Regions from separate parts of the Homo sapiens genome. Here all the other regions are linked to region 2. The links are chromatin loops, found by intact Hi-C in ENCODE. Cell type or tissue: CD14-positive monocyte. All regions are shown on one strand.

Region 1 (8,000 bases), 170 kb after region 2:
GCCTATGTGTGTCTCTGCACGTGAGATGGGTTTCCTGAATACAGCACACTGATGGGTCTTGACTCTTTATCCAGTTTGCCAGTCTGTGTCTTTTAATTGGAGCATTTAGTCCATTTACATTTAAAGTTAATATTGTTATGTGTGAATTTGATCCTGTCATTATGATGTTAGCTGGTTATTTTGCTCGTTAGTTGATGCAGTTTCTTCCTAGTCTTGATGGTCTTTACATTGTGGCATGATTTTGCAGCGACTGGTACCGGTTGTTCCTTTCCATGTTTAGCACTTCCTTCAGGAGCTCTTTTAGGGCAGGCCTAGTGGTGACAAAATCTCTCAGCATTTGCTTGTCTGTAAAGTGTTTTATTTCTCCTTCACTTATGAAGCTTAGTTTGGCTGGATGTGAAATTCTGGGTTGAAAATTCTTTTCTTTAAGAATGTTGAATATTGGCCCCCACTCTCTTCTGGCTTGTAGGGTTTCTGCTGAGAGATCCGCTGTTAGTCTGATGGGCTTCCCTTTGAGGGTAACCCGACCTTTCTCTCTGGCTGCCCTTAACATTTTTTCCTTCGTTTCAACTTTGGTGAATCTGACAATTATGTGTCTTGGAGTTGCTCTTCTCGAGGAGTATCTTTCTGGCGTTCTCTGTATTTCCTGAATCTGAACGTTGGCCTGCCTTGCTAGATTGGGGAAGTTCTCCTGGATAATATCCTGCAGAGTGTTCTCCAACTTGGTTCCATTCTCCCCATCACATTCAGGTCCACCAATCAGACATAGATTTGGTCTTTTCACATAGTCCCATATTTCTTGGAGGCTTTGTTCATTTCTTTTTATTCTTTTTTCTCTAAACTTCCCTTCTCGCTTCATTTCTTTTATTTCATCTTCCATCACTGATACCCTTTCTTCCAGTTGATCGCATCGGCTCCTGAGGCTTCTGCATTCTTCACGTAGTTCTCAAGCCTTGGTTTTCAGCTCCATCAGCTCCTTTAAGCACTTCTCTGTATTGGTTATTCTAGTTATACATTCTTCTAAATTTTTTTCAAAGTTTTCAACTTCTTTGCCTTTGGTTTGAATGTCCTCCCGTAGCTCAGAGTAATTTGATCGTCTGAAGCCTTCTTCTCTCAGCTCGTCAAAGTCATTCTCCATCCAGCTTTGTTCTGTTGTTGGTGAGGAGCTGCATTCCTTTGGAGGAGGAGAGGCGCTCTGCTTTTTAGAGTTTCCAGTTTTTCTGTTCTGTTTTTTCCCCATCTTTGTGGTTTTATCTACTTTTGGTCTTTGATGATGGTGATGTACAGATGGGTTTTTGGTGTGGATGTCCTTTCTGTTTGTTAGTTTTCCTTCTAACAGACAGGACCCTCAGCTGCAGGTCTGTTGGAATACCCTGCTGTGTGAGGTGTCGGTGTGCCCCTGCTGGGGGGTGCCTCCCAGTTAGGCTGCTCAGGGGTCAGTGGTCAGGGACCCACTTGAGGAGGCAGTCTGCCCGTTCTCAGATCTGCAGCTGCGAGCTGGGAGAACCACTGCTCTCTTCAAAGCTGTCAGACAGGGACATTTAAGTCTGTAGAAGTTACTTCTGTCTTTTTGTTTGTCTGTTCCCTGCCCCCAGAGGTGGAGCCTACAGAGGCAGGCAGGCCTCCTTGAGCTGTGGTGGGCTCCACCCAGTTCGAGCTTCCCGGCTGCTTTGTTTACCTAAGCAAGCCTGGGTAATGGCGGGCGCCCCTCCCCCAGCCTCGCTGCTGCCTTGCAGTTTGATCTCAGACTGCTGTGCTAGCAATCAGCGAGACTCCCTGGGCGTATGACCCTCCCAGCCAGGTGCGGGATATAATCTCATGGTGCGCCGTTTTTTAAGCCCGTCGGAAAAGCGCAGTATTCTGGTGGGAGTGACCCGATTTTCCAGGTGCGTCCGTCACCCCTTTCTTTGACTCGGAAAGGGAACTCCCTGACCCCTTGTGCTTCCCAAGTGAGGCAATGCCTTGCCCTGCTTCGGCTCGCACACGGTGCGCGCACCCACTGACCTACACCCACTGTCTGGCACTCCCTAGTGAGATGAACCCGGTACCTCAGATGGAAATGCAGAAATCACCGTCTTCTGCGTCGCTCACGCTGGGAGCTGTAGACCGGAGCTGTTCCTATTCGGCCGTCTTGGCTCCTCCCTTGCATGTTGTCATTCTTAATGGGGGTTTGGGGAAGGAGTCTGAATAGGTTCCATGGAAGAGATGACACTTGAATTTGGAAACATGAATCATATTTTCCCAGGTATGCCGGAGAGGAAGGGCATTCCAGGTAGACAGACTTGAAACAGCCCAGTACAACCTAGGGATTGCCAAAAGTTGGTAGGCTAGAGCAGGGTTTCCTGGCCTCTGTGCTGCTGTCACTTTGGGCTGCGTAATACTCTGTGATGGAAATACTCTGTGATGGAGGCTCTCCTGTGGGTTTTAAGATGTTTAGCAGCATCCTTGGTCTCTACCCTCTAAATGCTAATAGAGGGTAGATGCACCCCTTCTGTAGCTGACAACCAACATGTCTTTGGACTTTGTTATCTGTTCCCTGAGCAGCAAAATCACCCTCAGTTGAGAACCAGTAGGTGAGAGAATGGGGTCGGAGTTGGGGGCCCAGGGAAAGAAAAATCTGATAAAGTCGGCAGGAGCAAACCAAGAAGGGCCTTGGGAGCCAGGCCCTGGAGTGTGTCCTGGAGAGATGGGGGTGGCCAGAGTGGGGTCTCCCTTGAAAGCAGTGAAGGATCCCCAAGGAGACAGTGAACAGGGGGATGGGTGAGGTTGGCTGTCCCTCCCCCCCACCCCGACAGACCCTCGTTTGGGTTTCATGATACAAAGGATTTAAGGCAGTTTCTGGAACCTGACTTTGAAAGTTGAGAAGTTTCTGTGTGTAACCACTCCTACCATGACCCCTAGTGCCATGGAGAGATTCTTGAGAGTTGATGTGACCCCACTTGGAGTTTTTTAGGAACTGCCCCGACACTTGCCAGTTGTGACCCCCATGGGCATGCAGAAGCCAACTCACAGGCCAGGCCACGGCCTCCTGACTGCCTAGCACGTCCCCCACAGAGCCACACTTCATGGGCTGTCTGCTTTGTACTTGAGTTTATTTCACAAAACCACGGAGAAAGATACTGAAATGGAGCTCTTTCCAGCCTCCAAGCAAGGAGGCCCCAGCAGCCAGTCTCCAGCCCCTTGAGCCCTTTTTGTTAGGCCCACACCCAAAAGAGGAGAACCAGTGTGTGCGCGAAGGTACATGGCAAGGCACTTTTGAAAACATCCCAGTTTACCGTGGTGAAATTGAACTTACTCTGAAACAGATGAAAAGGGACATGCAAAATTGCTGAGCACGTGGAGGTGTTAGTAGGTGAAAATCATGTCCTGGGTATAACCCAGCTTCTCCAGGTTAGGGTGAGCCGCCGTCTGGATTAGTGGTGGCGGGCCACACACCAGGATGAGCGTGGACTTCGCTGGAGGAGGAAGGTGCTCCTTGATCATGTCGGCAGTAACGAAGCCTGAGCTGTACTTCCAGCCTGAAATGAAGGAGATGCAGGAGCAAGCTGAGCGATGCCAGGTGGAGTTCCTGATCCCAGGCCGCCTGCACACCCACCCTCAGCCAGGGAGGAGGTGACAAGCTGCTCTACAAAGGCTTAGAAGTCTGTACTACTGCTCCCTGCAAAAAGCCTCAGAACTAGTAAACAGCCCTCTGCAGCAATCACCCCAGGTCCCAGGCTCACTGCAGGGACCCTGAAGCCCTGCTGCTGTCTGTCAGCTGTCAGCATTGACGAGGAAGGAGAACACAACGAGGTATACCGAGGTGTGTGAATCAGTACAGCCAGCTGGAGTTGTCCGGCAGGGTGTGGCCTGGTGTTAGTGGAACTGCGCAGAATTGCTCAGTAGGGTAGCGCCCTCTGCCGACCAGGGACCTGTATGACAAGCAGGTACAGCCGGGAGCAGTGTGAGAGGCGCGCCTGTGGGGTGCTCTGTGCACAGTGGTTGCTGGGATGCTGTCTGGGCTGCAGCAGCTGTCTGGGGGCTCAGCATGTCCAGGTGAGGTGGGCGGTAAGGGGTGTGGTGGCCGTAAGCAGAAGGGTGAGTGGTGAAGGGGTCAGTGCCCATATTAGATGTGTATGTGATGGCTGTGTGGAATGGGTGGGTGTTCACAGTGGACAGGGGCAGTGTCCCTTTTGATGTTCAGTGCAGCGTGAGGTGCTGCTGATGTATTAGACACCTGCTCTCGATTGCCCTTAAAAGCAGGCCATCCCAAATCCTTTCTCCCTCAATTTCTCACATTTCCCATCTGGAGCCAGAGCCCCAGGCTTAACCCCCACATCTGGTCCTACAAAACTAAAACAAAACAAAGAGACAGAGACCAGTCCTCAAAGTGGTCAAGGGTTGGTGCTGACCCATGGTGAGTGAGGGCAATGGATGTCGTACCAATGGGAGGCCTGTCCAGGGTGTACCACAGGTTGAACTGGTCTGGGTGAGTCCTGGCAATTTCTTCAAGCTCTTTTCTGACCAAGATATCCTCCTCTGTCTAGAAAAGAAGCAACACTGAAAAAGCCCCTCCAGGGCCATCCTCTTGTTCCCTGGACTGACTACACCGGTCAGCATACTCCTGGCCAAAGCTGCCACCACTCCAGCTGGAGTGCTCGCTGCCAACTCCCACGGCAAACAAGAGTTCTGCTGCTGCTCCTGAAGCTCAAACCCTTTGTTTTGTGGATGAAGTTCCTCCATGTGGATGAAGAACCTCCATGGGATGTAGGTTCCCATGGAGCTGCAGTGACCGCCTCCAACTAGAAGGACCTTAGCCAAGCGCTGGCCAGGATGGCTTCACTCGGAGCTCCAGCCCTGCCTCCTACATCTACACTGAGCTCTAGCACAGCAAACCTAACTGGAACAAGCTCAGTGCAGGCCCAGGATCTTCTGGAAGAAATGTAATGGGCTCAGAAAGTCCTGTGATAGAACAGCACTGGATATGTGAAGGAGAGGAAAACAGTCTGGAGCCCCATTTGGGGGAAAGGGAACCAAAGCCAAAAATAACCTGTCACAGCCTCAAAGATAACTGCACAGAAGACCTGGATCTTAAAACTCCTCATGATTCTCATCCCAGTCATTCCACTTCTGGGATTCTGTTTTAGAAAATAATCTAAAAGTAATCAAGCGTAGGCACAATTATTCATCACCATATTATTTAGAACTGAAAACAGCCTGAATGTGGAAGTTAGTAAATTATAGTGCAACTTGATAAAAACTATGATGAAAATATTTATAAAGCATCTTAAAGAGAAGAAAATGCCTGTTGTGGTAATGCTGAGTGAAAAAAAAAAAGCATATATAAATTACAAATATATAACATATATAGAAAAAAGATTTAAAAAGTAAGTAAATATTTATATTCTGTATTTTCTGAAGTGTCCACTGAGGACATCTGTGATTTTACACTTAGCAAAAATACAGCAGTACATCTTAAGGAAAAAAGGAATGCTTAGTGCTTAGGGCTGGCTGAGGAGACACAAAAGAGTTAAATACATGCAAAAAGCAGGCCTGGACTCAGCTTCTCCAGCTGCCAGCAGCCCTGTTGATCCCACTAAGCCCTCCCACAGATGCAGGCACCCAAGCAGCATGAGCTCAGTCAATGCAGGAGAAATGAAAACAAGAGCCCAGCTCAGCAAACATTCCATCCTACCACTGCAAGCTCAGCAGGAACTGACCTGGTTGGCAAAGATGAGGGACATCCTGGTCCTGTCACTGGGGTCCTTGGTGATGTGGCGAATGAGCTGCAACATGGGTGTGATGCCTGGAACACAGTGAGCGAGCAGCCAGCTTTCTCCCTGTCTCTGAAGCCCACAGTCCCTGACCTGCAGCAAGCTTCATACCTTCCCCCAGCCCAAGTTATCCTTTTCTCACTTCTGTCCCCAAAACTCAAAGCAGGAAACAGCCCTTCATTTTGGTTTTCCTTTCTAATGCAACAGTAAGTCAGGTAGTCTTTCTCATTTTCATATGGCAAGATGGAAAGAACACTCTAAGTTCTTCAGTGTCCTCATTCATCAAACAATGACGGGTAAATGTGATCGTTTTAAGAATGCCTATTACAGTGCCTGGCACATTGTATGTCTCCTTCAAAGACTGCTCTCTTTCTTCAGGCAGTCATTTTCAAGGGATGGGGAGAGTCAGGCTTGAACTGGATCTAGGAGCCCCTGGGACAGCATGGGTGGGCCTGCCCAGCTTGCCCCCAAGCCTGACCTGAAAGGTCCCCACAAGGCTCCTGAGCAGCCACCATATTGGTTAGGGGAAGCAGGGTACACAGGGTCAGTTTCAAGACCTGTCACTGGTTCATCGTTCCCACCTTCTACAGCTGGAGGCGAAATCTCTCATGTTGTCCCTTAGAGGATCAAATGACTCCCAAGTCAGAATGGGTCTCGGGGCTCACTCTCTGGATGGAGCCCCTAGAAGCCTCTTACCTGTGCCCCCAGCAATCATTCCCAGGTGATCGGCCAGTGTTTTTTTAGGCTCACTCGTCTGGTCTGGTCTGATTCCAAGATTCCCTGGAAACACAGAGAATGCTTATGACCTCTGCAGTTCTTGCCTAAAGAGACTGCAAAAGATCACTGACATTCCTTAGGACTCCCAGGAGGCACGTCCAGCTAAGGGACTGTCTGCACCATTTTAAGCTGGAGAAGCAGGCCAGGGCAGTCTCCTCAGCTAGCCCTGGTGCTCCAGTGCACAAAGTGGGAATAGAGCCTGGGCTTGGTCGGGGAATCGCCGGGCCTTCTGTTCTGAGGAAAAAGAGGGGCAAGCTGAAGTTAACACAGAGACTCAAAGAGCATTCTCACTCACGGAGGTGAACCAGTGAGTAAACAATGGCTATGTGAGTAACCAAGGAGCATGGACTCCCTCCATCCATTTTTCAGTATTAGCAGGCACCATTTATGTATCAGGCATTGTGCTGGAGATTTTGATACAATGACGAGGAAACACCAAGTCATTCCCCTACCTTACAAAAGCTGACAACCTCATGAAGTGGGTGTGTGAATGTGTAACAAGTGTGATCATTATGCATTGTGTGTGAATGAATGAAGACTAAGGACAACCCCATGTGACTCAAATCTGAGGAGTGTACGAGAACAATGGAACCATTGCAGGAATCTTCCTCCCAGCTGGGAGCCCAAGTATTAACCCCTCCAGTACCTGGCCCATGGTAAAACAAGCGTCCCCTTGGCCCTCGAAAAAAGATGGTCTCCCCGATTTTCATGTTCTCCAAATACTGAGTCATCTTCCCACCTTCAGGATATTGGGGGTGTACATTTTTGAAGTAGATCTGAAAAGCAAGGCAGCACTGCTTTCACATTCCCAGACACAATGCCACAGCCACGTACAACTAGAAAATGCATTTACTGCTGGAAGCTTTGCAGAGAAAGTGTTCTCCTCTCTGAATTGTTGTACGCAATCCCTGAAGATGAAGCTGCCACAAGGTTAACTGTAGCTTCACTGCTGGAAAGCCCTGCCTAGGGCATATGTGCCCTCAGAGAAAAAGCACTGCCCCTCCACCCCACCACCCTCAGTAGGCTTGGAAGCACGAGCTAGCCAGATATGGTGGGCACTATTTACCTTTATAATTAGGTCCACAAAGCCTCTGTCATCATCACTGGAGACAGGGGTGTAAGCCCTGACCACCAATTCATTATCGATTTTTGCCAAGAGCTGGACATAGTTACCTATAGAAAAGGCATCAAGCACTGAGTCAAAGCATATTTAGCTTAAATAAGGCCCAGGAATAAAGGACTGAGCTTCAGTGAAGGGAGCAAATACTGGGGGCACAATGTTAAGAGGGGTGGGAAGAAGAGAGCAGGGAAGGAACCCAAATATGGGATGCCCGGATCCTAGGCCTGCCCTGCCTCCCTGTGCTACCCTAGGCAAGTCACTTCACCTCTCTGGGTTTTGGTCTCTTCATCTGTAAAATGGGGGTGATATGTCTGCCCACCTGTGATCTTAGTGTAACTGCTTTTTGGAGC
Region 2 (8,000 bases):
AAATCCCCACTATTAACCAAATAAAATGTATCTGTTTGCCAACTCTCAAGGTCCATTAGTTTGTCATGAGTGGAACAAAATATTAAAAGAGGTATAACTAATTTGCAACAGATGTGTTTACCACAAAAGAAGGGATTCAAAGTATAAATGCAGGTGTAAGTACAGGTGTGTGTGTGCACGTGTGTGTACGTGTGCCTGCGTGCACCCAGCTATTTCGGTATTCAGGGGGATGGCAACATTGGAGGCGCATGTAGAGTACAGCTTAACCTGTGCTTTCCCTTGGAAAGGTAATACCCATGGGTCACTGTGCTGGGTTCAGAAAGGCCCACGTACATAGCACTTCTTTTGTTTATCCATCTGAAAGGTCTGTGGGCTATGAGGATACCTTCAGTCCCATCACTACGGATTCTCACAGAGGGTTAACTGTGGCTCCAGGTGCCCTGAACATCCATTCATTCTTGCTATAACTTATTTATTTATTCAACAAATGTCCAACTGAATTCTAGAAATATGTTGGCATTGTGCCAGGCATTAGAGATAGAATGTTGGACAGGGTAACATTCTTGTCCTCAAAAAGCTTATGGCCAAGGGGAGAAGCTGTCCAGACAAATCTGGAATGATGATGGCTCTGATGGAGGGATGCATAGGGTGTCACAAAAGCACAGGGGGCAGGCATTAAGTAGATATGGTCAGGGTTGCCATGTAGATGGGGGGATTATGGAATCTGGAAAGTAGCCCTCAAGCTGAGTTTTAATCATGGAAAAGAGCTAATTAAGTGGAGAATAAAGTAATAGGCATTTCAAGAAAATGAAACAGCATGTGGCAGCACAAAGGCATAATTGGGCTCAGTGTGTTTGTGGAGCAAGTTGTTCAATGGAGCTCAGGTGAAGGAGGAAGTTGTAGAGAGGTGATGAAAGAACCAGACATGAGCTAAGCTCCTTTGTGTTAAACTAGTTCACACTTGCAAGCTGTAGGGAATCAGAATAATGTGAACAATGGCAATTAATATTACTGAATGCGTATTATGTACCACACATAATCCTTAAGCATTTTACCTATCTCACTGGACTATGTCATGCAATACTCACGATAACCCTGTGAGATAGGTACTGTATATTATCTCCCGTTTTATAGATGAGAAAACAAAGACACTGAAAGGATAGGTTATTTGTCCAAGGTCACACAACTAATAGATGGCAGAGCTGCACTTTGACCCAGACAGGCTGGGTCCTGCACACCCTCACCTCTCCCATTGTGCTGTCTGCGGAGCAGTGATAAGCATGGGAGTGTCGGGGCTCAGAGGAGGTGCATTCTGGCCACAGGGTGCAGAGCAGAATGGCAGTAGGGGAGGCTGAGGGGGCACAGAAGAGACAGGCTGAACTCAGTGAAGCCATCTCCAGGACTGCCAGGGAGGCACATGAGGTAGGAGCCTTCTGTTGAGAGTAGGTGCCTGGGCCCAGAAGTTCTAGCTGTTCCTGATCTTATCATGGGTCACAGTATGAAGACCATGTTAGTTTTCTATTTGATGATGATTCCTACTTACAAACAGGCTGGTTTTAGATTCTTAAACTCTGGCCAAGAAGGTCCAATTTTCTTTCCCTACCCTCCTGTTTTTTAGTTCCCTGCCATTTCTTCATTGACTTTCAAACAATAAAACTCCTGTGTTTTCCCCACTTTTTGCTCAGTTAACAGAATAGTCACACACACACTTTCCTGGGCTAGAAATCTTCCCTTTGGCCCTCGTCTGACAGGTCACTATATCCAGTAGATTTTTTCTTGTGAATCTCTCTCAAGTGTACTCTTTCCACCTGCACTGCTCTCTCACCATCTCTAGTCTTGATTCCTATGAAAGCCTCCTCGCTGACCTTCCTGCCTCCCATTTCTCCCTGTTTCAGGGCTTTATCCTATATTGCCACAGAGTAATCTTGCCAGAGTTACCACATCACTGCTTTATCCCCTTCCATGGCAACTGAAACCTGTAGGGTAAAGCAACCCCCCCAAAAATAACATATAAAGAAAGTCCTTTACAACCTGACCCCCGCCAGCCTAGCTCTCTTTGGTTTAAGTATGAAAGTAATACTCACGAATTAAATAAAAACTATGAATATGGTATCCGCTATATGTGTTGTGCTTACTTTTATCATAAAAGTGGATAAGAAGCCAACAATTGAACACAGCAACTTTGAGTATCCCTCAGCATCTCGTGCCGCTGCTGCCTATCCCTATCTGTCTGGTGCTCTGTCCATCTCACCTGCTATTCTGAAAACATAAAATATACCTCATGCATGCCTGAGTCATTTATGCTGTGCCTGGAACAGAGTAGAGAATCAATCTTTTCTGACCTGAAGGAATCGTTTATTTGAAAATGGAGGGAACTATTTGCCAGAGATAGCATTCAGCCCTTAAATCTGATGTCTTGTCTGATGACCACAACAACCAACAAGCTAGGTCGACACTATTACAGCTCCTTTTCAGATGAAGAACCTGTGGCTTAGAGAGTTCCACACAGCCCATCTCTTCTCCTCACATTCCTGTCACATACAGAAGTATGCACCACCCCAGACATGCTAGATTCATCTCTGCCTCTGTGTCTACTCACAGTCTCCACCCTGCCCTGTATCAGTTATCTGTTGCCACAATAATGCTACATAGCAAACCACGCCTAAACTTAGTGGGTTCAAACAACAATCGTTTATCATTTCTCAGGGGTCCATAGGGTGGCTGGGTAGGCTCACTTGTGCACCTGCAGTCAGTGGCACGTTGCCTAGGAACAGCTGGGTGAGGATGACTTCAGCTGGGGTGACTGGGTTGTCCTCTGCATGGCCTCTGCTCCTGCAGGAGGCTAACCTGGCCTGGCCTCATGACGGAGGCAGATGTCTAAGAGAGAAAGCAGAAGTACACAAGGTCCCTAGGAACTTAGCCTGGTCACTTTAACACTTTGGTGTTCCAAGTCTGGCTCTGAAGCTCACCCCTCTACTATGACCTCTAGTTATACCCATATAAGGCTTTTCATCTCAATGCTCATGGAAACAGGCAGCAATCAAGACTGATTTTAAAATATGCAAATGTCTACATGAAAGCAGTGAGTCAGGCATTGGTGTGATTAACAGTTTTGAGGAAGTATCACCAAAGAACCAGTGAGAAGTCTGCTGCAAAGTTCAGGTCCAGGAAGCAGGCCCTAGACCATCACATGTTGAGAAAGGATAAAAAGAACAGGATGAAATGAGATGTACTTCACAGGAAGAATCCATGGGGAAACATCAAAATGACTTTGTGTTTTCTAACTATACACAGGCAAATGGCAGTACCACAGCTAGAAATTGAGAGCATTTCCATCCTTTTCAGTTTGGAATATTACAGGAAAAAAAAAACACTATGCAAAAAACCAGCTCAGTCTTTAAATGAGAAATAAATAAAAATGAGAAGTTCGTAATTATAACCTTGGAATGGTTACAATGTTGTTGCAGTCAGATAATTGGTGGAAAGTGGAAACCGATCAGAAATTCCCCAGAGCAGCCTGGGCAACAAAGCAAGACACCATCTCTATAAAACATAAAAAAAAATTATCTGGGCATGGTGGCATGTGCCTGTAGTCCCAGCTACACTGTAGCTGGAAGGTCTAGGCTGCAGTGAGCCTTGATCATGCCATTGTACTCCAGCCTGGGTGATAGAGAAAGACCCTGTCTCAAAAAAATAAATTCCCCAGAGGATGGCCCATTTTCATGCTTTACGTGAGTGTTGACGAGCCTGGATGCTCTAGGACAGTTCTCAAACTTTCAGGTTCAGAAACCCTTTACAGTCATAAAAATTATTCAGGCCTCCAAATAGGTTTTGTTGAGGTTGGTTATAACTATTGATATTTACCATGTACATAATTAAAATGGAGAAATTGTAATAATATGTACCAGATGATATTCCAGGATAAGACATGCATCTGTGAAAAAAAACAGATAAGACAAAGCCCCTGCTTTTATTTTTCTTTCATTTTTTAGAGCTGACGTTCTTTTGAGGGAGGCCAAACAATAAATATGTTAGCAGATAAATGTATAATATGCAGACAGAATATAATAAGTACTATAGAGGGAAATGAACTAAGGGAAGGGATTATGGAGACCTGGCCTCTTCCAGAAGGAGGCACTGGAAGGAAGTTGTCTATGTTGCCTGTGTTGGACTCCAGCTGTAGGGACCCCATCGTGGAGCCAGGCTGGACTCACACTCATACCTCACACATCTTCCCAGCTTCCACACCCTCCACTGAAGTTCTCAACTTGATGTCTTTGGGCAACATACATCTATGCACGTGAAAAGCCATGTGTCAAGTCTGTTTCTTTTTCATAATTTATTGCTATTATCAATAAAGTTGTTAGGGTTCAGGACAGGGTGCCATGGAATACTCTGAATTTAGTGCTGGAAAGCTAGAAAAACCTATGATACGGATTTAATAAAGGATTATGTGTAATTCACTAAAACCAACATATAAAGCACTTATTGTATGCCGGGCCCTGTTTAAGCCCTAACCCTGGGTTCATAGCCCTTCTGCAATGCCAAATTGCCCCATGGCTCACTGAATTTTATACAGTTCCTGTTTTCCTGCTACCCATCCACTGAAGCACTCAGCAAAATATCACCTGCTAATCTATTTGATTTCTAGGTTGACACAGTATGAATTGGGATAGCAAGTTTGGAAACTGACAAATTCTGCACAATCTGAATCTAATTGGTTTCTGAGTTTGGAGAGTAAGCAGTAAGTTGACTAGTGAGGGCGATATATACTGTGTCCCAGGCACTTAGGATAAATAGAGTCTAAAGTGCTTGCAAGGAAACAAAGTGAATAATCAATTCTAGTTCAGCATAATAACTGCCCTAGAAGGGGTTGCACAGAATGCTTTAGGCAGATGAGAATGACCATCTAACTGCTCTGCAGGAGCAGAGGATTTTGTTTTGAATAATGAGCAGGTGTATCCCGAGTTAGCAAAGGAGAGCTAAGGAAGTCTGAGCAAAGTCTAAAACTTGCGGGAAGCCATGGCAGGTTTGGTGACTAGTGACTAGTGTGATGAGGAAGCGACAAGAGAGGAAGTTGATCAAGCACTCTGCATGCTATGCTGAGATATCGGAAACTTATTCCATGGGCAGTATCATGAAATACCCCTAATTTTTAGAATAAGTCCATGCTGACAATTTTATAATAATAGCATGATATTTTATAACTGACTACAAGTCTGAGAGCCATCATCTTTGTCATCTCAGTGCCTACCGTCCTACCTATCATCTGATTAGTATTGATAAATGTTTATGAACATGAATACAATCCAGATGGTTGAAAAAGTCAAGTTTTATAACACCATTTCAGGAAGCAGTCAAAATACTCAGGGTTTTAAGATAATTCTCTTCTCTTTAATGAATTCATCACTCTTCCCAAGCCAACCTGCTTTTCCTTCTCTGCTGCTATCTCATGTACCCTATCACCCCATTTTTGAGTCTGATTTGGTATCAGCTGGTTCCCTCAATTGAATCAGTTATTAAGACGTGACTTCTCCTTTTCTAGCTGCTTATATCCATCACTATTTGGATAGCTCTCATCTGGATCATACTTACAAACTCATTACCTGGTTTCCCTCTGTCCTTCCCCATCCCCAAGCCATTCTCCACCAGCAGCCAGACCAATGTTTCGGATCCTTAACTCAGATTGAGTGACTCCCATACAAAGGAATAAGTCTCACCAGATTTGGAGAGTGTTGCTATTAAATCAGGGGAAAAGTATTTAAAAGATTCAATTAAGTGATACTTATGTATGAATTTACAAGTTATATGAAAAGATTCAAATAAGTGATACTTGTGTATGAATTTACTGTGAGGCCTTGCGCCAAATTCTATCCTAATTGCTTGTCTGCAATTCTGCCTGAGGGGGAAACCCAGATTCTCATTCTCTGGTTTGCCAGGGAAACCTTGCATGTCATTGCCTCTGTTAAAAAAATTTGCATCTTGGCTGGACCCAAAGGTTTTAAATTTATTTCCCATCCTTCCTCAACCTTTTCTTCCTGCTAATTATCTCTTCTCAAGAGAAGCACAGCAGGGAGTTTTAACTTACCCTTTTACTTGAACACTGTAAATATATTATCCTCAAACTCCAAAAGAAAAGGAATTTATAAAACTTACAGAGTATCAGCCCTGAAAACTATGTAGAGAGCATCCAACCTAAACCTCTTGTTTTACAGCTGGGAAAAACAAGGTTGGGTTGACAAAGGGACTTTTGGGGAGACACATAGAGCCAAAGGCTGAGTTTAGACCACTCACATCTCTGACTCCAAGTGCTGGGTTTCATCTACAAAGGAAGGAATAGGAGAAGCAGAAGGAACATGGGGGGAATTCTGTTTCTTTTTTTCCAGAACTATGTTTCCCTGACCAAAACCATATATCCACTCTTGTGTTATTTCTCCAAGGGTTCTGCATTAGAAAAGAAGAGTAGAGGGAGAAAGAAGCATGTCTGTGTTGGTTTCTGCTGTATTTTATTTTATTGACTGATTTATTGTTTTGTTTTGTTTTGCTTTGTTGTTGTTGTTTGTTTTGAGACAGGGTCTCCCTCTGTTGCCCAGGCTAGAGTATAGCGATGCACTCTCAGCTTACTATAGCCTCAACCTCCCAGGCTCAAGTGATCCTCCCAACCTCAGCCTCCCACGTAGCTGGGACTGCAGGGGATGTGCCACCAAGCCCAACTAATTTTTGTATTTTTTGTGGAGACGAGGTCTCACTATGTTGCGCACATTGGTCTTGAACTCCTGGGCTCAAGGGATCCTCCCACCTCAGCCTTCCAAAGTGCTGGGATTACAGGCATGAGCCGCTGTGCCCAGCCATTTCTGCTGTATTTTAAATGAACATTTTCTTACGGATGAGACATTAATATGCCTTGCTCTTAGACATAGTCCCTCTGTAGCTGGGCTGCAAGCCTGCTGGCTTTTCTTCAGGCAAGAAGGATGGGCAGGCTGGGGGCTTCCTAGTCAAGTCCCATAGTCTGTGACTAGGTCCCAGAGAGCCCATTGCCCTCATCCACCCTTCTGCACACCCAGATCCTCTTCATTCTTTCCCGCCACACACATACATACACGTCACCATGCCCTTGGGGCTGGCTGGAGGGGTCCTGACTGGCTGCCTCCCAGCTCAGACTGAGCTCAGAGGACCCCATCCCCACGCTTTATGGCTGTGTGACCTTTCCAAGTAACTTATACAAGCCTTAATGTTTCCTCATTTGGAAAATGGGGATTAAAATATCTACCACTTAAACTTATTATGAGTTCTACATTTTAGAAATATATTAAAATATCATAGTATCCCCCACCAATATATATAATTATTTATCAATTAAAAATAAAATGTTTAAGAAGGTTTTTTTTTTTTTAAAAAGAATTATACGGGGCTGGGCATGGTAGCTCACGCCTGTAATAACAGCACTTTGGGAGGCCAAGGCCAGGAGGATTGGTTGAGGCCAGGAGTTTGAGACCAGCCTGGTGAATGGAGCAAGACTCTGTCTCTAAAATAATAAAATAAAAAATTTTAAAAAAACTTAAAAAAAGAATTATATGAGTTAATGTAAAGTGCCTAGCCCAGTATGAAGCATACTATATGTCAGATGTATCTGTCAGATATTTATTAACTTCTCTAGCCCTTGTGCTTGTTCCTTAATAGAAATAGCTTCTGGCCTTTTCTCACAGCCAATGGACCTTCCCTCTTACCCCATAAAAGTCCTCTATGGTCACTCACAGGCTTAAACCCTTACTCGTCCTCTATGATCAGCATAGAACCAGGGAAGAGCAGAGGCTTCACAAGAGACAGGTTAGGCTTGGGAAACTGAAGAAAGGTCTCTCGGGCTCAGGTGGAGGGGTGGCCCTGGCAAACAGGGCAGATCATTCCCCATCCTACACTGCAGCCTATGGCCCCCAGTAGCTCAGTATGGCAGGGGGTCCTTCTGTTAGCGGCTCCTGCAATGCATAAGGTTCCCTGTTGTC
Region 3 (8,000 bases), 180 kb after region 2:
CAGCTGAGATGCCTGGGAAAGGAGGTCCGTTTGGCGCTATTCCAGCACACACACACACACACACAGGGCGGCGGGGAGTGAACTGGAGGCCATGAGATGACTGTCTGGATGCCCTGCCATCCCAGCCATCATCCACTTACTGCCTTCCACCCACAGGGCTGACCCATTACCTCTTTCTCAATCAAGGGCAGCGGGTACTTGGCTTCAGGGTCCTGTAAGGTGATTGGCTCTCTCCTCCTGGAGTTCATGCTCTTCAGGACCAACACGAGCACAGTGACCCCAGTGACGGTGATGGTCAGGAGCAGGGACGGGTCCTGGCAGACACAATGTGAACAGAGCACCTCAGGTCTTGCCCGCCCTGGACAGGGCAGCTCTCAGGCGCAGAACACCCTCCCCACACCAAAGGCACAGGAGCTGAGCTCTGCCTGCAGGAAATAGGCAAAGAGAACAGTAGTGACACAGAAGGCGGCTGGGAGAGCCTGTCGTGGACCAGAGGGTAGGGAGGGGTCAGCTGCAGGTCACACAGGAAGGATGTTTCAGGCCCCTGGAGCAGGCAGCACACATGGCCTGGGGTGCTCAGGTCACTAGGCCCCTCCTGGCTACAGCCAAAGGTTCATACACTGGAAGTCCCTTCCTTGAGGTGAAGGGGGAGGACATCACCCCTAACACACAATCCGGAATGAGGGGCCCAGTCCCTAAAGACAGAACTAGGGTGCGTAGCTCTAAGAGGTGCCCCGTGACTTAGGGCCTGGGGACTCCCCAACAGTCTCCTGGACAGGGCGAAGGGGGCCTGGGCACTCAACTGCCAGAGACTCGGGAGCCTCCCCGCATCTGTCCCTACCCTACAAGGCCGCCCTGCTCCTCTCCCAACTCAAGCCCGACAGGGAAAGTTGCCTCTCCTCCCGCCGGGTCACTGGAGTCTCAGCCTTCCGGAATCCGAGCCGGCCCGCCCCACTCCCCGCCCTTCGCGGTCCCGCCCACGACCTCTCCCCACGCCTCCCGCTCCGGCCCCCAACCTCCCGGTCGGACGTTCGTTCCCGGCTCTAGCCGGCCTCCGCGCCTCTGGCCTCTTTCCTTCCGGCCGTCCCGACGGAGATATTTCTTCAATACTCCATAAATACACCCCGCCGCGGAACCCACCCGGAGTGAGACGCCCAACACGTCGTCGAACTGGGGTTGGCCGGGGGCCGCTCCCCGCCGCGGGCCCGCAGACTCGTGGCGTCGCCCCGCAGCTCCGCCTGGCCGACGGGGAACCGGCCGAGACCCGGACACGCACGCCCGGGAGGACAAAAGCGCGGGCGGACCCCGCAGGCTGGGACCCCGGCGGCTGGCCCGCTCCCCGAGAAGGGCCGTGGTCGGGGGGCTCTCACTCACGAGCCGCTGGCTCTGGGTCAGCCCTGCCCCCAGGGCAGCGCTCCATCATGAGGCTGGCGGGGCGCTGAGCCGTGGCGTCCTCGCTCCTGCGCTGCCCCTCTGCATCCTGGCCCCTTCCCTGCACACGCAGAGCTGCCACACTGAGCGCCCCTCAGCTTACTTAAGCTCGGCAAGGCTGGAGAAGGCCGTCTGGGTGACCGGGCGGAGGGGGATGCTGGGGAAGGAAGAATTCAGGCAGCTGCAAAGAGCGCGCGAATATATTCATTCGACATACCTCATGGGCGCCTACCCTGGGCCTGGTCCGGGGCGGGTGTTTGCGGGGTGGGGCCGAAGCAGGGGCGTCGCCGAGTTGAAGACGTGTACTCCGAGCGCTCCTGCGTTCATTCATTCGCTGGGTGGAGAGAGGAAGGACAAGAGCCCCGCGCCGATCGGAGGGGAGCAGAATAGTAGGCACAGTTAGAGGGTCTTCACGGTGCGTTTCGGAACCTTGGCTGCCCGGCTCGCCCTTGATTACAGGCAAAGGCAAATTCTTGCCTCAGGACCTGTGTGAAACAGAGAAGCCCAGAAGCAGATCCCCACCTGTTTGACTCTGCTAGGGCTGCTGTAACAAAGTGCCGCAGACTGAGCGGCTTAAACAACAAAAATTTATTGTCTCGCAGGTCTGGGGGCTGGAAGTCCAAAATCAAGGTGTGGGCAGAGTGGGTTCCTTCTGAGGGCTGTGAGGGAAGGATCTGTTCCATGCCTCTCCTAGGTTTGTAGGAGAGGGGCTAGGAGAAGGGGCATCTTCTTCCTATGTCTCCACATTTTCATCCCTCTGTGTGTGTCCCTGTGTCCAAATTTCCCCTTTTATGAAGACACCAGTCATATTCAATTAGGGTCCATCCTAATGACCTTGTTTTAACTTGATTACCTATGTAAAGGCTCTACCTTCAAATAAGGTCATATCCTTAGGTACTGGGGCTTAGGGCTTCAACATAAGAATCAGGGTGAAAACAATAACCCATAACACTTTACCAACCCTTCTCCCCAAGACACACACCACCACAGGCTCAAAAATTCTTGCTGTGTGAATGAATAAACAAACTTAATTTTCTCTCTTTGACTTAATCAAATGCCTTTACTTTTGATTTACCTGCAGGTGCTTGGTTATTATAGGCAGATATTTTAATTTTTGACAATGCGATAAGTGTAAAATGATGTATCAGGAATCCAATTTGCATTACCTAATAACTGCTAATAAGTTTGAGCACCTTTCATATATTTATTTCCCATGGAGTTTCCTTTTCAGAAAAAAAAAAATGCCTGCTCATAAATTTTGCTCATTTTTCTGTTGTCTTTTTCTTACTGATTTTTAGGGGTTTTATATGTTTTAGATATCCCTTCTTTGCCAGTTACATGAATTAGTAATGTTTTCTCGTAATTTGTAACTTATTCTTTCTTTTTTCTTTCTTTCTTTTCTGTCCCACCTTTTTGTGGTGTAGTCTGATGAATAGAAATTTGAATTGCAGTATAACCAAATATACCAATCTTCAATTTTTTTGCCGTTATGGTTAGTGATTTTTGTGACTTGTCTATTTCTACCCAAGCCCTTAAAGATATTCTATATTTTCCCCAACAAGATTTAAAGATTTTCCTTTCACATTTAAGTTTTTCAACCACTTGGAATTGATTTCTGTGTAGGATGTGAGGCAGGGATACAATTTCATTTTTCCATGTGGCTAATGTGTGTTTTTCAGTAACATTTATTGAATTGCTCACATCTGGCCACTGACCTGCAACTGACCTGCTACCCCTGGCCTATATCAGTTTTCATAGGTGTGTGAGTCTAGCTCCGGCCTCCCATTTCTCTTACATTATCTAGCTGCCCAACCTTGTCGCAATACTACACTGTTTTAGTTACGGTAGTTTACAACAAGTGTTTATGTCTTTCATTCTTATACATTCTTTAGATCTCAGGTCAGATATCACTCCCTTGGAGATGCCTGCTGTGATCCCCCAACTTAAGTACATGTACATATTATAATCTGTTAAGTTTAACTTAAAGCTGCCTCCTTAATGTTTTAGTTTCACCCTAAAAGTTTCTTCGTACATAGTGAACTGTAACCTACTCTTGTATCAATCATGGAAGTTTCAGCCCATTATAGGCAGCCAACTGTTCAGACTGTGTTCAGGTAAGGCAAATCATGAGCTGTAACCAATCCCGCTGTTTCTGTACCTCACTTATGTTTTCTGTACATCACTTTCCTGTTTCTGTCCATAAGTATTATGCAACCACGTGGCAGCCCCAGAGTTGCTCTGAACCTATTCTGGTTCTTAGGGTTGCCTGATTCATAACTTGATTTTTGCTCAATTAAACTCTGTTAAATTTAGTTTTTCTTTTCGTTTAACTATTCTATTCATAGCTTTTTTTTTCTTTTTTCAGAGACAGTCTCACTCTGTTGCCCAGGCTGGAGTACAATGGCACGATCATAGATCACTACAACCTTGAACTCCCCGGCTCAAGCTAGCCTCCAGCCTCAGCCTCTGAGTAGCAAGGACTGTTGCCATCATGCCTGGGTAATTTTTGTATTTTTTGTAGAGATAAGGGTCTCACTTTGTTGCCCAGGGTGGAGAGCAATGGCTATTCAGAAGTATGATCATTGCACAGTACAGCCTGGAACTCCTAGCCTCAAGGGATCTTTCCTCCTTGGCCTCCCAAAGTCCTGAGATTTTAGGTGTGAGCTACCACACACGGCCCTATTCATAGCTTTTACTTTCGTTTGTAATTGTGCATTTGAACAGTGCGTTATTGAATGACTGACTTTCACACTAGTCTGGAAGTTCCTTTATGGCAGACACCTTGTTTTCCTAGGGTTTAGCACACTGACTGTCACAAAGAAAGCATGCAATAAATATTTAATGAACAAATGAATGAATTCATCTCTGCCTTATGTGTGCATTTAGCACACATGATAGACACTCCATAAATACTTCTTCACCTAGGAGAGGAATAATCCTTTCCATCGCACTCTGTCCCCCTTCCTTGCTTAATTTGTCTCCATAAGACATAGCACCAGATGATATATTTTTTTACCTATACAACATATTTTACTTATTTGTTACATAGAATGTAAGTGTATTAATCCATTCTCATGCTGCTATAAGGACATACCCGAGACTGGCTAATTTACAGAGGAAAAAGATTTAATTGACTCACAGTTCAGCTTGGCTGGGGAGGCCTCAGGAAACTTATAAAATCATGGCGAAAGGGGAAGTGAACACATCCTTCTTCACATGGCAGCAGGAAAGAGAAGTGCTGAGCAAAAGGGGAAAAGCCCCTTATAAAACCATCAGATCTTGTAAGAGCTCACTCACTATCACAACAGCCTGAGGGGAATTGCCCTCATGATTCATGATTCAACCACCTCCCACTGGGTCCCTCCCACAATATATGGAGATTATGGGAACTACAATTCAAGTTGAAATTCGGATGAGGACACAGCCAAACCGTATCGTAAGCTTCATGAGGATAGGAGTTACTTTGTCTGTTTTAACTACTGCTATATCCCTAGAACAGTGTCTGGCAATTGGTAGATGCTCAATAAATACTTATTGCATGTATGTATGAATGAATGAACAAACATTGTTTTCCCCCTTGGACTCTGTCAAAAGCTTTTACTTGTAGCTTTGAAATCCGGAGGCACCTCACCTTTTCCTGTGGTTTTCTTAGTAGTTTGTTTCTACCCTTCATTCTTCCCTCTCATTTTCTCTGCCTGTTCCCTCTGTGTTATTAGAGAGGCAGATAGCAAGCACATTCTCTTTATTCATTCTTGGAGCAGGATAAAAGGCATTTTTCTGGGCTCCCAGTAATCTTGAAAGGGCAGTGATTCGCCTCTCTTCTCCTAACTCGTAAACACTGTAAATGTGTCCCTCACATGCTCATGTGCTGCCTGGATTTTGGCTCATTTTCTACTAATCCCCTGAAATAAACCATGAGCACAAGTCTCATGTCTGTAAATCCCCAGCTTGATAATAGGGCCTGGCAAGGGTAGGCTCTCAACAAGCGTTTGCTGAGGAAAAAAAAACAAAACAAGATGAACCTCTGTTGTCACTGTTTGAACATCTGTGAGACTCCACCCCACAAGATTCAGCTCTTCCTGTGCAGGAACGAGGCCTCCTTCATTGCTGAGTACCTCTGGAGGGAACTGATGTCCTGCCCAAGTCATTGGTCAATGAGTGTTTGCCATATGGAAAAATGCTCCACATCACTAATCATCAGAGGAATGCAAATAAAAACCACAATGAGATACCGTCTTGCACCAATCAGAATGGCTATTATTAAAAAGTCAAAAAATAACAGATGTTGGTGAGGCTGTGGATAAAAGAGAACGCTTATACTCTGTTGGTGGGAATGTAAATTAGCTCAGCCACTGTGGAGAGCAGTTTGGAGATTTCTCAAAGAACTGAAAACAGAACTACAATTTGACCCAGCAATCCCATTACTGGATATATCCCCAAAGGCAAATAAATCACTCTACCAAAAAAACACATGCACTTACATGTTCATCAAAGCACTGTTCGGAATAGCAAAGACATGGAATCCACTTAGGTGCCCATCAGTGGTGGAATGGAAAAAGAAAATGTGGTACAGATACACCATGGAATACTACATAGCCATAAGAAACCAAAATCATATTCTTTGCAGCAATGTGGGTGCAGCTGGAGGCCATTATCCTAAGTGAATTAACACAGAAACAGAAAACTTAATGCCGCATGTTCTCACTTATAAGTGGGAGCTAAGCATTGAGCACACATGGACATAAAGATGGGAGCAGTAGCCACTGGGGACTGCTAGAAGGGAGAGGAAGGGAAGGAGGCATGGACTGAAAAACTACTTATTGGCTAATATTCTCATTACCTGGGTCACGCGATCATTTGTACTCCAAACCTCAGCATCGTGCAGTAATATGCATGGAACAAACCTGTGCATGCACCCTCTGGATCTAAAATAAAAGGCAAACATTTTTTTTAAATGAATGTTTGCTCTCAAAACAGTTTCCAGGCAGCTGTGAACTTTTCATTAAGTGTTTAATCTTGAAAATAATTTATTTCCATTTTATCCTCTATATAAATGACCATTTCTTAGGTCCTAGCTGTTAAGCCTAAATTGGGGTAGACTGAATAATGGCACCCCAGATATGCCCACAACCTATGAATGCTACCTTTTATGACAAAAGGGACTTTGTAGCTGTGCATGATATTGTGAAATATATATTTGGTCTTCCTCCCAGTTTCCTGGCATACAACAACTAAAATCCTTGGAATCTCCCAAGTGATATGGATCTTTTTGTATGATAATGAGTTGACTGATTGTTGGGGGCTCCTGAATAGCCTCCTGATGGGTGCTGGTTGCCAAGGAAACCAACCCCATGTTTAGAGGGTGATATGGTTTAGGTCTGTATCCCCACCCAAATTTCATCTTGAATTATAATCCCCATGTGTAGAGGGAAACAGGGAGGTTGGTGATTGGATTGGGGGGCAGTTTCCCCATGCTGTTCTCATAATAGTGAGTGAGTTCTCACCAGATCTGATGGTTTCATAGGTGTTTGGAAGTTCCTCCCTCATTCTCTCTCTCCTGGTGCCTTATGAAGAAGGTGCTTGCTTCCCCTTCACCCTCTGACATGATTGTAAGTTTCCTGAGGCCTCCCCAGACATGCAAAACTGTGAGTCAATTAAACCTCTTTCCTTTATAAATTATCCAGTCAGTCTCAGGGATGTTCTTTGTAGCAGTATGAAAATAGACTAATACAGAAAGTTGGATGGAACCTTCAGCATCCCACTCTCCAACCTCCAGGGAGGGGAAAGGGACTGAAAGATGAATTGCCCACCAATGGTCAATAATTTAATCAATTATGCCTCATAACAAAGCTTCCATAAATACCTCAAAGGGCTGAGTTCAGGGAGCTTCTGGATAGCTGAACACGTGGAGGTCCCTAGGGCACAGTGTGCCGGGAGAAGGCATGGGAGCTCCGTGACCCTTCCCATATGCCTTGCTCTGTGAATCTCTTCCATCTGGCTGTTCGACTGTGTTCTTCGGAATATGCTTTATTAGAAAATGATCAACATAACTAACATGATTCCCTGAATTATATGAGCAACTCCAGCAAATTAATCTAATCTGAGGAGGGAGTCATGGGAACCCCACTTCATAGCCAATCAGTCAGAAATTCTGGAAGCCCAGCCTTGAGACTGGCATCCGAGGTGGGTGGCAGTCTTAGGGACTGAGCCCTCAATGTGTGGTCTCTTAGGCTACTTCCAGTAGACAATGTCAGAAATGAATTGAATTAGAGGACAGTCAGCCAGTGTCTACTGGAGAATTGCTCACCTGGTGCGTGGGGAAAAATTTCCACAAATCTAGGGTCACAGAAGTGTTGATCATTGAGGGAAAGAACAGGACAAACACTTTTTTTTTTCTGACTCTCAAACTGCAATTAATTTAAAGATCTTGAGACAGAGAGGCTCTCCTCAATTATCCGGGTGGGCCTGATGTGATCACAAGGGTCTTTATAAGAGAGTCACAGTAGAAGAGAGTCAGAAGAGAAGGCAGTGCCATAACAGAAGCAGCGACTGATTGGCAGAATGAACTT

Evidence for each region. Peaks named below come from ENCODE experiments on the same cell type or tissue, not always from the same donor. Only the 100,000 strongest peaks of a DNase experiment are listed, where the experiment ranks them.
Region 1: a loop joins it to region 2, with 3 times the contacts of the local background. A loop is called at or near these places in 2 of 110 quality-filtered maps.
Region 3: a loop joins it to region 2, with 4 times the contacts of the local background. A loop is called at or near these places in 3 of 110 quality-filtered maps.

Annotation. Positions count from the first base shown.
Region 1 is chr11:7,662,029-7,670,028 of GRCh38, forward strand. CYB5R2 (cytochrome b5 reductase 2) reads right to left here. Exons shown (of 9, transcript NM_016229.5): 4 at 7,597-7,703; 5 at 7,177-7,306; 6 at 6,450-6,533; 7 at 5,700-5,785; 8 at 4,423-4,522; 9 at 3,076-3,518. The coding sequence ends at 3,346. It also overlaps a transcript of PPFIBP2 not described here. Among named protein-coding and RNA genes, the nearest start is that of CYB5R2, 7.5 kb to the right of the region's middle. In CD14-positive monocyte, CTCF peaks have their summits at 3,895 (motif pointing left) and 4,103; a DNase peak (open chromatin) is centred at 3,873.
Region 2 is chr11:7,493,343-7,501,342 of GRCh38, forward strand. All of the region lies in intron 2 of OLFML1 (olfactomedin like 1), which reads left to right. Among named protein-coding and RNA genes, the nearest start is that of OLFML1, 12 kb to the left of the region's middle. RefSeq lists an enhancer at 3,134-3,233. In CD14-positive monocyte, no CTCF peak of the experiment used is centred here; DNase peaks (open chromatin) are centred at 3,009 and 5,059; H3K27ac peaks cover 2,768 bases.
Region 3 is chr11:7,672,578-7,680,577 of GRCh38, forward strand. CYB5R2 (cytochrome b5 reductase 2) reads right to left here and starts at 923. Exons shown (of 9, transcript NM_016229.5): 1 at 842-923; 2 at 171-314. The coding sequence starts at 248. LOC105376533 (a long non-coding RNA gene) reads left to right here and starts at 3,883. Exons shown (of 11, transcript XR_007062576.1): 1 at 3,883-3,930. It also overlaps a transcript of OVCH2 not described here. RefSeq lists enhancers at 536-585, 606-705 and a silencer at 1,226-1,435. In CD14-positive monocyte, no CTCF peak of the experiment used is centred here; a DNase peak (open chromatin) is centred at 4,704; H3K4me3 peaks cover 1,770 bases; H3K27ac peaks cover 937 bases; H3K27me3 peaks cover 3,913 bases.